Regions from separate parts of the Homo sapiens genome. Here region 2 is linked to region 1. The links are chromatin contacts, found by Hi-C or POLR2A ChIA-PET in ENCODE. All regions are on one chromosome and are shown on one strand. Each heading gives the region's core, a stretch centred on a gene start or an enhancer-like site at or near the end of the contact. The rest is flanking DNA. Distances are from core to core; before and after follow the strand shown. Region 1 has its middle 36 kb from the start of MIR4432. Region 2 has its middle 76 kb from the start of MIR4432.

Region 1 (6,045 bases), core at 2,623-5,122:
TCTGGAATTACAGTCGTGAGCCACCACACTCGGCTGGAGATGTCAGAGTTATTTTTAATAAGTAATTTTCAGGGGGTTCCTTATACTTGGACAGATACATGGTGTCTGATAGACCTGGATTCAAATTCTGACTCTGCAACTTCCTAGTTACATGACCTTGGGAAAATTACTCAATTTCTTTGACCTTCAGCTTGTCATCTGAAGAAATAGAGATAATGATAGTCCCTACCTATAGCAACTTAAGAGGATTAAATGAAATTAATGAAGGCTTTAACACAGTGTATGACACATAGTATGTGGTCAGTAAATACTAGCATTATTCAATAAAAACTGCAAGGTATACTTAAAAAAAAAGTCCAAGACCTAAGGACTAAATTCTGCTCCTGTGTCCCCACTTCTCCCCACATGATTTGAACATGTTCTTTAACTCTCCGGACCTCCATTTTCTCATATGCAAGATGAGAAGGTTGAGGCCAGCTGTATCAGTGGCTTCAACACCGTTGAGTACCTTTCCTCTGGCATGGAACAAGATGCCCAAGGATGGAAATGTTTATCCTACCATCAACACAATCTAAACTGCAGCAAAATGCCAAAAAACACCAGGGCCAGGGTGACCACAGCTGCCACCCCCTGCCAGTGGCACAGGAAATAAAGAAATGACCCAGGAAAATATCTAGTAAACAGAGATCTTGGACTGTTGAGCTAAGGATAGTCTCTTCCCTTGAGACTGGCAAGTGAGTCAGAAGTTTGTTGGTTGTTTTGTCTTGTTTTGTTTTGTTCTAATCCAAGCAAAGAGGACCTCAGGGATAGGAGAGGAATGAGTCTTTCCAGTGTGCCTTTCCACTCCCATTACTACCTCCTAAGTCAGGCTTTCAGAATCTCTTCTTAGGACAATTGTGAGGGACTCCTAACTTGTCATGCTGCTTCAAGCAACCCTTCCTCCAGCCTATCCTAGATAGCACAGCCAGAGCTGTCTACCCAACGCACAGCATGGATATGCTCTCTCATGCTCAAAATCCTTTCCCAGTGCGCATTAACACTAGACTCGTTCTTCCCTCCACCCAGAGTACCTTCGACATTCTGATCCTTGAAGCCCCAGATCAATTCCTACTGCTTCCAAGAAGCTCATCCTCATGAGTTCTTGGATGAAATAGGGAGTTCCCACTCACTGGAGAATTTCAAGAAGAATGACTCAAGCACATGCTCAGGAATCTTTATTGGTTCTCCATGTTCTATTGAATTAAAAAAAAAAAAAAAAGCTCAAACTGACAGTCAATACAATCTACAACATATACTCACCCAGATTCCCACCCTACTATTCCACCCTACCTGGCCTAGTCCCCTGCTAATCCTGAGAACATGCCTCTATCTCTATCTTTATCCATATCCCTACCACCTGGTACTCCTGTCCTCCGATTGTCAAAACTTGACCCCTCCTTTGAGATTTATTTCAAATCCTAACTAAACTCTGCTGCTTTCCCTAATTCTATCCTCCTTCCAAGCCCTTTAACTCCTGTGTTTCTTGTTTTTCCCTAGGAATCAGAATCTCCTTGGCACTTCAGTCAAGGGTACACTTGGAGAACATAAGGCCATTGAGACAGGGACCGACCTATCTGTGCATTGTGACCCCTAGGTTAGCACTGTCATGCCATAGCATTTAGGAATTATTGAGTGAGGGACTCTCGAAGGTCCATGTCTTGGCTGTTGTACAAAACACACGAGCATTGAATGGGAAGTTGGACAAAATAACGCCAACAGTCTCTTCCAGTTCTGGCCTTCCAGAAACCTGGATCAGCTCTATGACATCTTCTGAACTCTGCTTTTCCCAAATCCCTTTGGCCCCTTGCCACCCAATTCACATTTAGTTGTCTGGGTTTTTTGTTATTGTTTGTATTTAATGTTTTGCAAAGAAAATGCATTCACATAGTTCAAAATAATTTTGTAATTAAAAGGTACAAAGGACAAAAATCTCACCCCCACCCCATCACGTAACTGTTTAGTTAACACTTTTATTATCTTTTTATATCCTTCCAGATTTCCTTTACGCAAATACAAATATATGTTCTTACATTTTATTACACAAACAGTAGCTTGCATGAGGTTGTTTTTGTAATTGATTTGTGAGTTAAATTTGCTCACCAGCTGCAGTGAAATTGCTGTGTTGGGAGGGTCCTTCAAAGCTCCTTTATGCCCTACTATGCCTAGCTCAGGGCTAGGCACATAAAAATGCTTAAATAAGTGCTTCTTGGTTGGCTGCCCTTCCATAACCTTCTCCAGTCCTGCCTGGAGCTGAAAGCACGTGCCCTACTTACAGCTCCAACGTGTGAGGAGAGGCCCTGCACTCTCACTTCCTCAGACACATTTTTAGAGAATCATCTGAGCCCCGGGGGCAACGATGCAAGTTTCCATCTGTGGTATGCCAGGCCTCCCATCACCTCAGCCTTTCAACTTGGTGGGAGAGAAAATATCATGGGCTAGGAATCAGGAGACTTGGATTTCCTGCAGCTGTGTCCCCAACTTGCTGTGCAACCCTCAACAAGACACTCATCCTCTCCAAGCCTCGTTCTTCTCATCTTTAGAATGAGGAGATGGCCCAGGTGATCTTCCAGGGATCTGCCCACACCAGCACGGCCCTCAGCCAGTCCCTTCCAGCCTCAGCTGTGCAGACATTGTGTGCTATGGGGATGAGGGCCACTTTGCACCCAGGAAGGCACCTGCACTCCCCCTGGACCTGTGCCCATTAGCGTGTTGATCCCAGCTAAAATGGCACAGCCTTGCCACAGTCACACAACATTGCATGAGCATCTTGGGGCAACAATTCTTTCCCCTGGGGCCACAGGCCCGGGCCCCAGAGGCAGCTGCCTGCCCGAAGCAAGACTTAGCCTTTCCTGGTAAGTCAAGAGAAGCCTAAGTGAGGTCTCCTTGATGATCCAGATATGGATCCCATGACACCTAAGGACACATCTAGGGAGGCTAGACTACCCACCGATGTAGGCTTCAAGGCCAGCACTGCTCTCACTCACATCCTTGAAGCAGGTGGCACCAGAATGGGGAATTGTGTGGTTCCCAAGAGCCTCTGTGGGGGAATTCCTCTCCATTCCTCTCTGCCCGACTGCCCTCCTCACCTGCTTCCACCTGCTGTTAGAAACAGGAGAGATGTGACCTGGAAGGCACCTCCAAGACCATCTGGTCCACCCTCTTTGTCTACAGATTCAGAAACTGAGTCCAGAGAGAGGAAGTCACTCACTTGGGGCATGCAGCTGCCTGAGTGAGGAAACAGTCTTCAATGGCAAGCCACTCAACACGTCTCAGAGAAGCCAGCCAGGGCTCCCTTCCCCCTTCTGGAGGCCGCGTCCGCACGTCCACAGTGCAGCAGGTGCCCAGCCAAGACTCTCGACTCAGGGAACAGGGTGGGAAAGCTTCTCAGGGGGAGCAGCCAGGAACACCGGGTGGTTGACTCAGTTCTCTGCACCAGTGGCGAAGGCTGGCTGCCAGCCTGCCTCTGGGGGCTTAATGTGGGTATAAACTTCTTGCAACTGTTGTAAGCAGGACAGGCAGGGAAGAGATGAAGGTGGCAGCGTTGTCTTCAGCTGACCAGTGTTCAGGCTGGAACTGGGAGTCGGGCCTGAATTCAGACCACAAAAAAAAGCTATTGTTAGGAGCCCCGTTCCCTATTAGGGATAGAGATCAGAGCTTGTGGAATTTACTTCTATTGAGTGATCCCCACTTCTCTCTGCCTGTCTAAATCCTCTCTTCTTTGAAAAGCAGCTCAGAGCTGCCTCTTTCTTGAAGCCTTCCTTGCCTACGAACACCCCCATGCAGTCTCCATCCTCTGAACAGCTTGCAGCATTTCCTTCAGGAGGCATCAAGGAACTGGGCACCCGTCATGAGTTCTGGGCTGCCGCTTAGATTACGCATGTGCCTGAGGTCATGGGACCAAAGGCTGGGCGTCTTCAAGAGGAGCAGGATGTTCTACCCCTTTAGTGCCCTCCGCAGCCCACGGCCCAGCAGAATACATAAAAGGTGTGCAATAACAACTTACTTGCCTGTTGACTGATTCCAGTTCCTCCCCCCAAAGGACAGCGAAGCCAACCACACACTCTTGAAATGCTTGTTTCTCCTGTCAGACATCCCTCATGTCCCCATGCCAGCACCCCCAGGCAGTTCCACGGGGAGAGGAGTGTAAGGTGGCAGAGTTGCCGACTGGGCTTCTGGAACTGGCATCAGGCTTGAGGGTCGTTTCGGTGGACTCCACACTGCCTCACGGACCAGGTGCAGCACAGCTGGCTAGGACCCGTAAGTCCTGCCTTGCATCCTCCCTCCCATCATTACAGCAACACACACACACACACACACACACACACAATGTCCTCATGTTTTTCCCTCTTTGGCTGCCCCTGAAGCCTATTTCCACTCAACTCCTCCTCTATGGATATGTTCGGACATGTGTAATTTATCCCAGGGCCCTTTCGGACTGGAGTTAATCTCACATCCTAGTCTACACGCATCACCTGCCACCCAACTCGTCCCCCAGGGACTCCCTCCAGCTCTGGGAAAGGCCAGGTGACAGCAGCTCTCACACCGGCTCTGGTGTGGAGAGGGGTCAGAGTAAGTAAAACCAGAAACAGAGAAATAGCAGCAGTAAAAGCAAATGCCACTGTGTTGCTGGACCTCACGGAAGCCCCTGCCCACATTTAGAAAGATCCTATAATTTCCAGACCGTCCTGGTCAATAATAATCCGAGAGAAACCTTAATGTTTGATTTCTTCCTCGTTGTGATTTGTGGCTTGTGGAGCTCAAGATCTTTGAGGCCAAAATGGTGTTTTTGTTCATTAGGCAAAGTTGCAGGCCCAGGCAGCAGCGGCTTTCTCCAGTCTGCCCCCGCCTGGCCCCAGCTGAGGCTCAGGAAACCTCCTTGGCAACGGCTAAGGGTCTCACAGTGACATTAACCCAGCCACATTCCACACATGTAATATTCCCGAGTAGTACTTAAGCTTGTAAATCCATTTTTTATGATGCAGAATTGTACAGCATGTGCAACGCGATGCGGATGTGTTAACATCACCGTGAGAAACTTAACTTTTGAATATCCTTGTTTTGGGAGGTACACATTTTACAACTTCAGCAACATGTTACCAAACATTTCTTACACAGTTACTTCCATACAAGGTTCAAGGTGGTTGGTTATATTTAAATATAGAATTTCCCCCTACCTGATCACACTGAACAAATTAAAAATGGCTCAATTATTTGCATCAAGTTCTGGGTTTCTTACTGACGCCCTTGCTTCCCTATTGTAGCTTTGAAATTAGACTTTTAATTGTGCTTGTGAAACAAAAACACAGGAGGCCATTTTCATTGCAGAACAGAAAGTTACAGGCAAAGTTAAATGCACCTGCATTTCTTTCTTTGTTGGCTGGGGGTAGGGTAAGGAGGGAGGAGGAAGAGAAAGATTTCTATTTCAATGTCTCACTTCAGGTCAGAGATTAGAACTTCCAAGCTCTGTGTGAACAGGGCACCTGCTCACCTTCTCTGGGCTGTGATTTCCTGCTCCAGCACCAGCGTGCTTCAGCATTGACAGAGGAGAAAAACTTATCCAAGTGATTTGGGCAAATATATCTGATTATCACAAGCCCTATTCTCTTTCTGTTGGCACTGATCGGGAAATGTAATTCACCACCCTCCAGTGCCATAGTCCATGGAGTGGAAAATTCTAAATTCAAACCTGTTCCAGGTCAAAGATTCTTATGTCAAGGCAGAAGAATAGAGCACAGTTTAGCAACTGATTAGCTTCATTTATAAAGCTAATTGATTAGCTTTATTTGTTAATTGATTAGCTTTTATTTGGGTTAAACAATTTAGTCATGTGACAGGTGGATGTCCATTTCTACTCTTATTCTACTCTTCTCTTGATGGTCGGCTGGCTGACCAGTTCCCAAAACACACTCTTTGCTTCAGTCAGGATGGCAATCCCACAGACTCACTGTCTCATTCTTCAACTACACCACCTCCCGCCTAAGCCTCGTTCTTCTTGGCCCTTCCCCA
Region 2 (6,045 bases), core at 1,813-4,312, 41 kb before region 1:
GTACCCGGCCCCTTTTCTAATGGATAAGGGTCAAATCCATTTCTAGCCTCAAAACATACCCAAGTCCTCTCAACCTTCTGGGAGAGTAATTCCATAGATAGAAGGTGGAAAAGACAGAAAGGTTTTCAAAGAGATGCAAGAATTGACAGCAGAATAGGAAAACTTTCAAGTCATTAATTACTAATGAAATAGAGTTAATTACAGATTTGTGGAGTTTTAAAAATTTGTTTTATTTTTCTGTGTTTTGCCTAATTTGTTTAAAAAGGATGTTCAGGGTTTCTTTCTTAGTTTATTTTAAGAAACCTGCCTGAATGATTCTGTTATTCTTGGTTACTTGTTCAGTCCACGGGTATCATCAGGGCCCAGGAGGCCTCTCAGGTGTGCAAAGCCCAGCCCTACTCGATGGAAGATTATGGTCTGCCTGCACACAGAGCCTCACAGGTGGGGAAGATCAGGCCACAAGAATAGCCAGCATCATTTCAAAAGGGCCAGACATTGTGCCAAGAACTTTCCTTAACTCATCTCCAAGAATCCTACAAAAACTCATGGAGGTAGACAAGAATCTGCCCATTTACAAAGAAGAAACTGAGGCCCCAGGAGGAAAGTGTCTGAGTGTGCATTATGCCTGGGAGACTCGAAGGAGGTGGAGGGCGGCTGGACTCCTCTTGCCTGCTCTCTAAAGGGCTCGGTGAGGCTCTGGTCAGTCACACAGGCAACCCTCAAAATAAAACCGAGCTTTAAAAGGCACATAAAAGAAACTTGTTTTTCTATCTTTAGGTCATTCTGTGCCTCCATCTGCAGGGATGGAACTTGGTTTCATTAAACATGATATTTCTGTCGCTCTCTTATGTTTTTATTGTTTTGTTTTCTCTTGCTTTCAATTAAAGGATTTTTTCCCCTCCCAGAAATTCTTTGGGAATTTGAAACCCACTTCAAGGAAGGAAAAAAAAAAAAGGAAATCCATCTTACAGTATTAGTCACCAAGATGGGTGTGAAGACAACGGGCTATAAACCAAACTCGGCTCCATCTCCAAGACCAAAGAACAGTCTCTAACAAACTGCTTTGAATTTTAAGAATTAGCAATAATGCTGGCAAACCGGTTTCCTTTTCTTAAAAAATGAAATAATAATAATTTGTTTAAAACCTCCAAATTGACTCCTAATGTTACCACCAAATAAAGAACATGGGCTGAGACTTCAAGCAAAAGCCAGGATGTTCAAAAGCCAGAGAAAAACACTTAGCTATGAAAAAATAAAAATATGAGTTGGAAATAAAATCCCAGGGAAGCAAATTTGGTGTGCACTAGAGGTCTTGCATTCTACCAGCAAAAGCAGGCAGTGGTGGGAGGCAGCAGGGGCGGGAGGGTTGGGGAGTCAGGAGTGGGAGCAGGTTGTGTGGAATCTGGTGGAGTGTTTCACACTTTGAAATCAAAGAAATGGGCATGTGTAAGTGCCTGCTCTTCCTATATGACTGTCCCTCTTTGTGGCAGAGTTGTGATTAAATAATCTCCCTCTTATCATGGCCTTTGATCTCATAATCCCCTTTTCCCACACTATTAAGATACCCCATGTGTCAGCAATTCAACTTTGCGTGCTGGAACTTTATTTTTTATTTTTTTTTTTTTGCCCACACCTGCCCACACATCAGTGTCTCTGCTTTGCTTTATGCTTTGTCCATCTTGCAATGTTTTCATTAGGTGGGAGCCGTGGCGAAGGCCAGCTGCCACCCCCACATGGGGAACTCAAGCCAGCATCCCTCCTCCATGGGGCTGGAGAGGGATCACAGAAGCAAGAGGCTCCCAAGGGCTCCAGGCCTCCCTGAGAGGGAAAGTGCTGACCCAAGGGAAGGGGAAGTTCACTTGCTTAGCAGTTCTCAGGAACAGACTTTGTGTGTGTTTCACTCCTGAGCAAATGCTACTGATAGCAGCTTACTGGGGAGTTTGGCCCAAGAAGACACCGCCTACTTGTCTTTTGTGTTTAGCAACCATTTCCACTGGGTTTGCACCACTGCCCCTTTCAATCCCACCTTCTGAGTCCCATCTAAGACATCTGAACTGGCAGTCTACAATGCAAGGCCCTGGCCTGGAAATCACCTGGCAATTTCCCACCAGCCGCCTAAGGAGAAAAGAGCAGGATTCTGGAATCCAGGTTCAAATCAGCCTCACCAGGATTCTTCACAACCTTGAGCCTCAGTTTCCTCCTCTCTAAAATGAAGACTCAGTGTCTTCCTCACATGTCTTTTGTGCTAGGCTTGAATGAGAGAATAACGATACCTTTCTTAGCAAGCACTATGTGTTGAGCCTGTATGTGCATTATCTCATGAAGTTCTCACAGCACAGCCTGGCACACAATGCGTGATAGACACACAAGAAAATTATGGTTGCAAGGGAAAAAAAAAAAGAAGAAGAAGAAGCCTGGGCTCAGTGGCTCACACCTATAATCCCAGCACTTTGGGAGGCCAAGGCGGGTGGATCACTTGAGGTGAGGAGTTTGAGACCAGCCTGGCCAACATGTTGAAACCCCATCTCTACTAAAAATACAAAAATCACTCGGGCGTGGTGGCAGGCACCTGTAATCTCAGCTACTCTGGAGGCTGAGGCAAGAGAATCACTTGAACCCTGGAGGCAGAGGTTGCAGTGAGCTAAGATCACGCCATTGCACTATAGCCTGGGCAATAAGAGCAAGACTCCAACTCAAAAGAAAAGAAATCTTCCCCAAAGACACCAAGTTAATAAGCTGCAGAGCTTGAAGTACTAACCACTTCTATGTTAGCAGTGTTTGTGCTTTAACCACAATTCTAGTCTTCTGCCTGGAGATAATATTGCCAGATTTAACAACAATAACAACAACAACAACAAAAAATACCGGATGCCCAACTACGTTTGAGATTCAGATAAACAACAAAATTTTTTGGTCTAGGTATGAACCATGCAATATTTAAAAATTATTTGTTGTTTATCTGAAATGCAAATGTAGTTGAGTGTCCTGTACTTTATCTTGCAACTCTACCTGGAGATCAACTTTACAAATGCAGTTTGAAAACAGTGAAGTGCTCACTTATATGAGGAATCTAAAATAGTCTTACTAGGGGCTGGGAGGAGGGGGAACTGGAGAAGTGTTGATCAAAAGATACATGGTTTCAGTTATGCAAGATGAGTAAATCCTAGAGAGCTACTGTACGACACAGTGCATATAGTTAACAATACTATATTATACACTTAAACATTTGTTAAGAGGGTAGATCTTATGTTAAATATCCTTATTGTAGAAAAAAGGAGAGAGGAAACTTTTAGAGGCAGTGGTTAAGTTTATGGCATTGTTTGTGGTGGTGGTTTCGGGGGTATATACTTATCTTCAAGCTCATCAAGGCATTGAGTCAGCCCTCCATATCCACGGGTTCCACATCCTCAGATTCATCCAACCACCTGCCAAAAATTTTTGGGAAAAAAAGCAATAAAAAATAACAATACAGCAATTTTAAAATACAAATTTAAAAATATGCTATATTTATATCTATTTACATAGCATTTACATTGTAATAGGTATTATATGTAATCTAGAGATGATTTAAAGTATGCAGGAGGATGTGAATAGGTGATATGCAAATACCACATTGTTTTATATAGGGGACTTGGGCATCCCCAGATTTTGGTCTCTGTAGTGGTCCTGGAACCAATCCCCCAAGGATACCGAGGGATAACTGTGTACATTAAATATTTATAGCTTTTTTGTATGTTAGTCATACCTTAATTTAAAAACTATTTTAAAAGAAAGTAAGAAAATAAAAATGGTGGGCCAGGTGCAGTGGCTCATGCCTGTAATCCCAGCACTTTGGGAGGCTGAGGCCAGTGGATCACCTGAGGTCAGGAGTTCAAGACCAGCCCGACCAACATGATGAAACCCCATCCCTATTAAAAATACAAAAATTACCCAGGCGTGGTAGCCCTTGCCTGTAATCCCAGCTACTCAGGAGGCTGAGACAGGAGAATCGCTTAAACCCAGGAAGCAGAGGTTGCAGTGAGCCAAGATCACACCATTGCACTCCAGCCTGGGCAACAAGAGTGAAACTCCATCTCAAAAAAAAAAAAAAGAAAAAGAAAAGAAAAGAAAAGAAAATGAAAATGAAAATGGTGGAGTGCTACACAAAGTAAAGCTCTTTTGTTTTTAGTCATAACCCCAGTTCTAATTGGTAATGGGCAGGAGTTCCCAGCCCCAGTAGCTTTCATGGCCCATGTGGAGATCAGATAAGCTCTAAGCATATGAAACACTTGGATAAAGTTAATCAGGGTAACAAGCTAACCAAGTTAATCAGGGTAATAAGCTTAACCACCCACAAGTCCTCTCCCCACCACCACGAACACCTCCCTTCCCAATGGCTGGGAGATTTTTTTCTGGGACCTCTTCTCCTTCCCTCACCACTTAAATAGCTAAACAACAAAGTTTCACCGGCTACATTTCTGGCTACTGCATGCCAGTTTAGTAAGAGATCCTGAGGAATTTTAATGTGCAGATATGGGGCCTACCCTCAAGGCTTCACTTTGTCATTGAAGAGACAGTGTACAATTAAGTGTCGAAGCACAATGAGACAGCTCCATTTTACCAACACCTCATTCTCATCAGGCACTACCCTAGGTGATCTTGTAGAATGCTCCCAGCACCTGGTCCAGGAATCACCCACAGCCAGCCGCCATCGAGGCAGCTGGAAACCTCCAGAGAGCTCCCATCCTACTGCTGTCAGAGATGCCAGGCGAGGCCCTGATTTCTTATCTGATGGATAATTAATGTTACCAATTTGAGTATATTAGGATAAGAGGCCCTACCCTTTCCCATCTCACTTCCTCATAGAAATCTCCTACGACTGATCAAGATGGTCATGCCTCAGTTCAAACTGGACAGGGTCTTAGAATGTGACCTCTCTTGGGACACACCCTATCCCCAGAATAAGAACAGAAAATGGCTCTATTATTCCTCATTTGTGGACAGAGAGGAGAAAACAGTGTCCGAGTTTCCTTTCCCTAATGCAGGTTTGAGCTTCTACCAGCAGGGTCAGCCTCCACCTCCCAGACCACTTGCACCTAGACTTTCACTTCCACCTGGCTAGCAGCTGCCCTGCCCTACAGACTCATGCTCTGCCTTTTTCTTGTTATAGATGCCTAATCTTTTCTCATTTTTCTCCACAATTCCAGTTGATAACTGTAATCAACCTTCTCTCACTGTAGAAGAGGTCTGAGGTAATGTAATCCCCTGCTTTCATAAGCAGTGGAAGGACAGGATTCAAGGAGAGTTTTCCAACATCTAAGAAAAACAGAGCAGAATATAGCAAGGACAAAGGAGCCACGCTATTTCCAATTTCCCACGTGGCTTCTTCCAACTCAGCCTCTGGGAACACTGGGAGCATTATGCCTACACACTTAACTGTATTAGGACAGCCAGCCTTTCTAAGAATGGTTTCTGCTCATGCAATTCCAAGAAGTTTCTCTCCCTTTTCCTGTTTCTCAACCTGGCCTCAATTCATCTCTTACTTAGGGAGTGCAAAGGAACCCTTTGCAAGATGAGCTGAACCAAGGGACCAGAAAGATGCCCACCTCAGGTGCTGCTTGTATTGGGTAAGGCTTTGGAACCATCTCACTTATGGTCCAGATTTGACATCTTGGATAACTGAATCCAAGAAACACGTAAACAAGATCTGACTGGACCTGCATGTCTTTGTCTATCATCCTTTCTTCATTTTCTGGAATGTGTCATTCATTACCTCCATGCTAAGAATTATATCTACTTTTAGTCTCAAAGTCTTCTGTGTTTCTTAAGGGATGCTCGATATAACCTTTTTTTTTTTTTTTTTAGCTTGCTATTTCAAGGCTTCATTCTACACCACTAACTTGTGGTTAAAAGAACTGTTTTTGTGGTTGTTTCTGTATTATCTGTTTGGGTTTTTTTGTTTGTTTGTTTTTTGTTTGTTTCTTGTTTTTTGTTGCTATCATTAAAGGAATTCTAGCATCCTAACTTTGATTCCAATATCTGATATGTGACCTCATTCTTATCTTT

What was found. Hi-C counts contacts between places; a loop is a spot of excess contacts on that map. ChIA-PET counts read pairs that join two places held with the same protein, here RNA polymerase II (POLR2A). Pooled maps may share reads with other maps.
Region 2: a loop to region 1 is called in a map with no recorded cell type, with 5 times the contacts of the local background. The contact joins two enhancer-like sites. A Hi-C loop is called at or near these places in 2 of 168 maps with a recorded cell type or tissue (B cell and OCI-LY7), 33 of 37 single-sample maps with no recorded cell type and 7 of 50 pooled maps. POLR2A ChIA-PET finds 5 or more read pairs at or near these places in 6 of 52 experiments (B cell, GM12878, H1 and 3 more).

What each region holds. Positions count from the first base shown.
Region 1 is chr2:60,348,684-60,354,728 of GRCh38, forward strand. No RefSeq gene overlaps it. Among named protein-coding and RNA genes, the nearest start is that of MIR4432, 36 kb to the right of the region's middle. RefSeq lists enhancers at 2,919-2,998, 3,769-4,268, 4,749-4,828, 4,969-5,018. Within about 2 kb of position 3,873, at least 5 of the 41 ENCODE cell types and tissues checked have a DNase peak (open chromatin) inside an H3K27ac peak, as active enhancers do; they include GM12878 and OCI-LY7, where a contact is called at or near this core.
Region 2 is chr2:60,308,594-60,314,638 of GRCh38, forward strand. No RefSeq gene overlaps it. Among named protein-coding and RNA genes, the nearest start is that of MIR4432, 76 kb to the right of the region's middle. RefSeq lists an enhancer at 2,624-2,693. Within about 2 kb of position 3,063, at least 2 of the 41 ENCODE cell types and tissues checked have a DNase peak (open chromatin) inside an H3K27ac peak, as active enhancers do; they include GM12878 and OCI-LY7, where a contact is called at or near this core.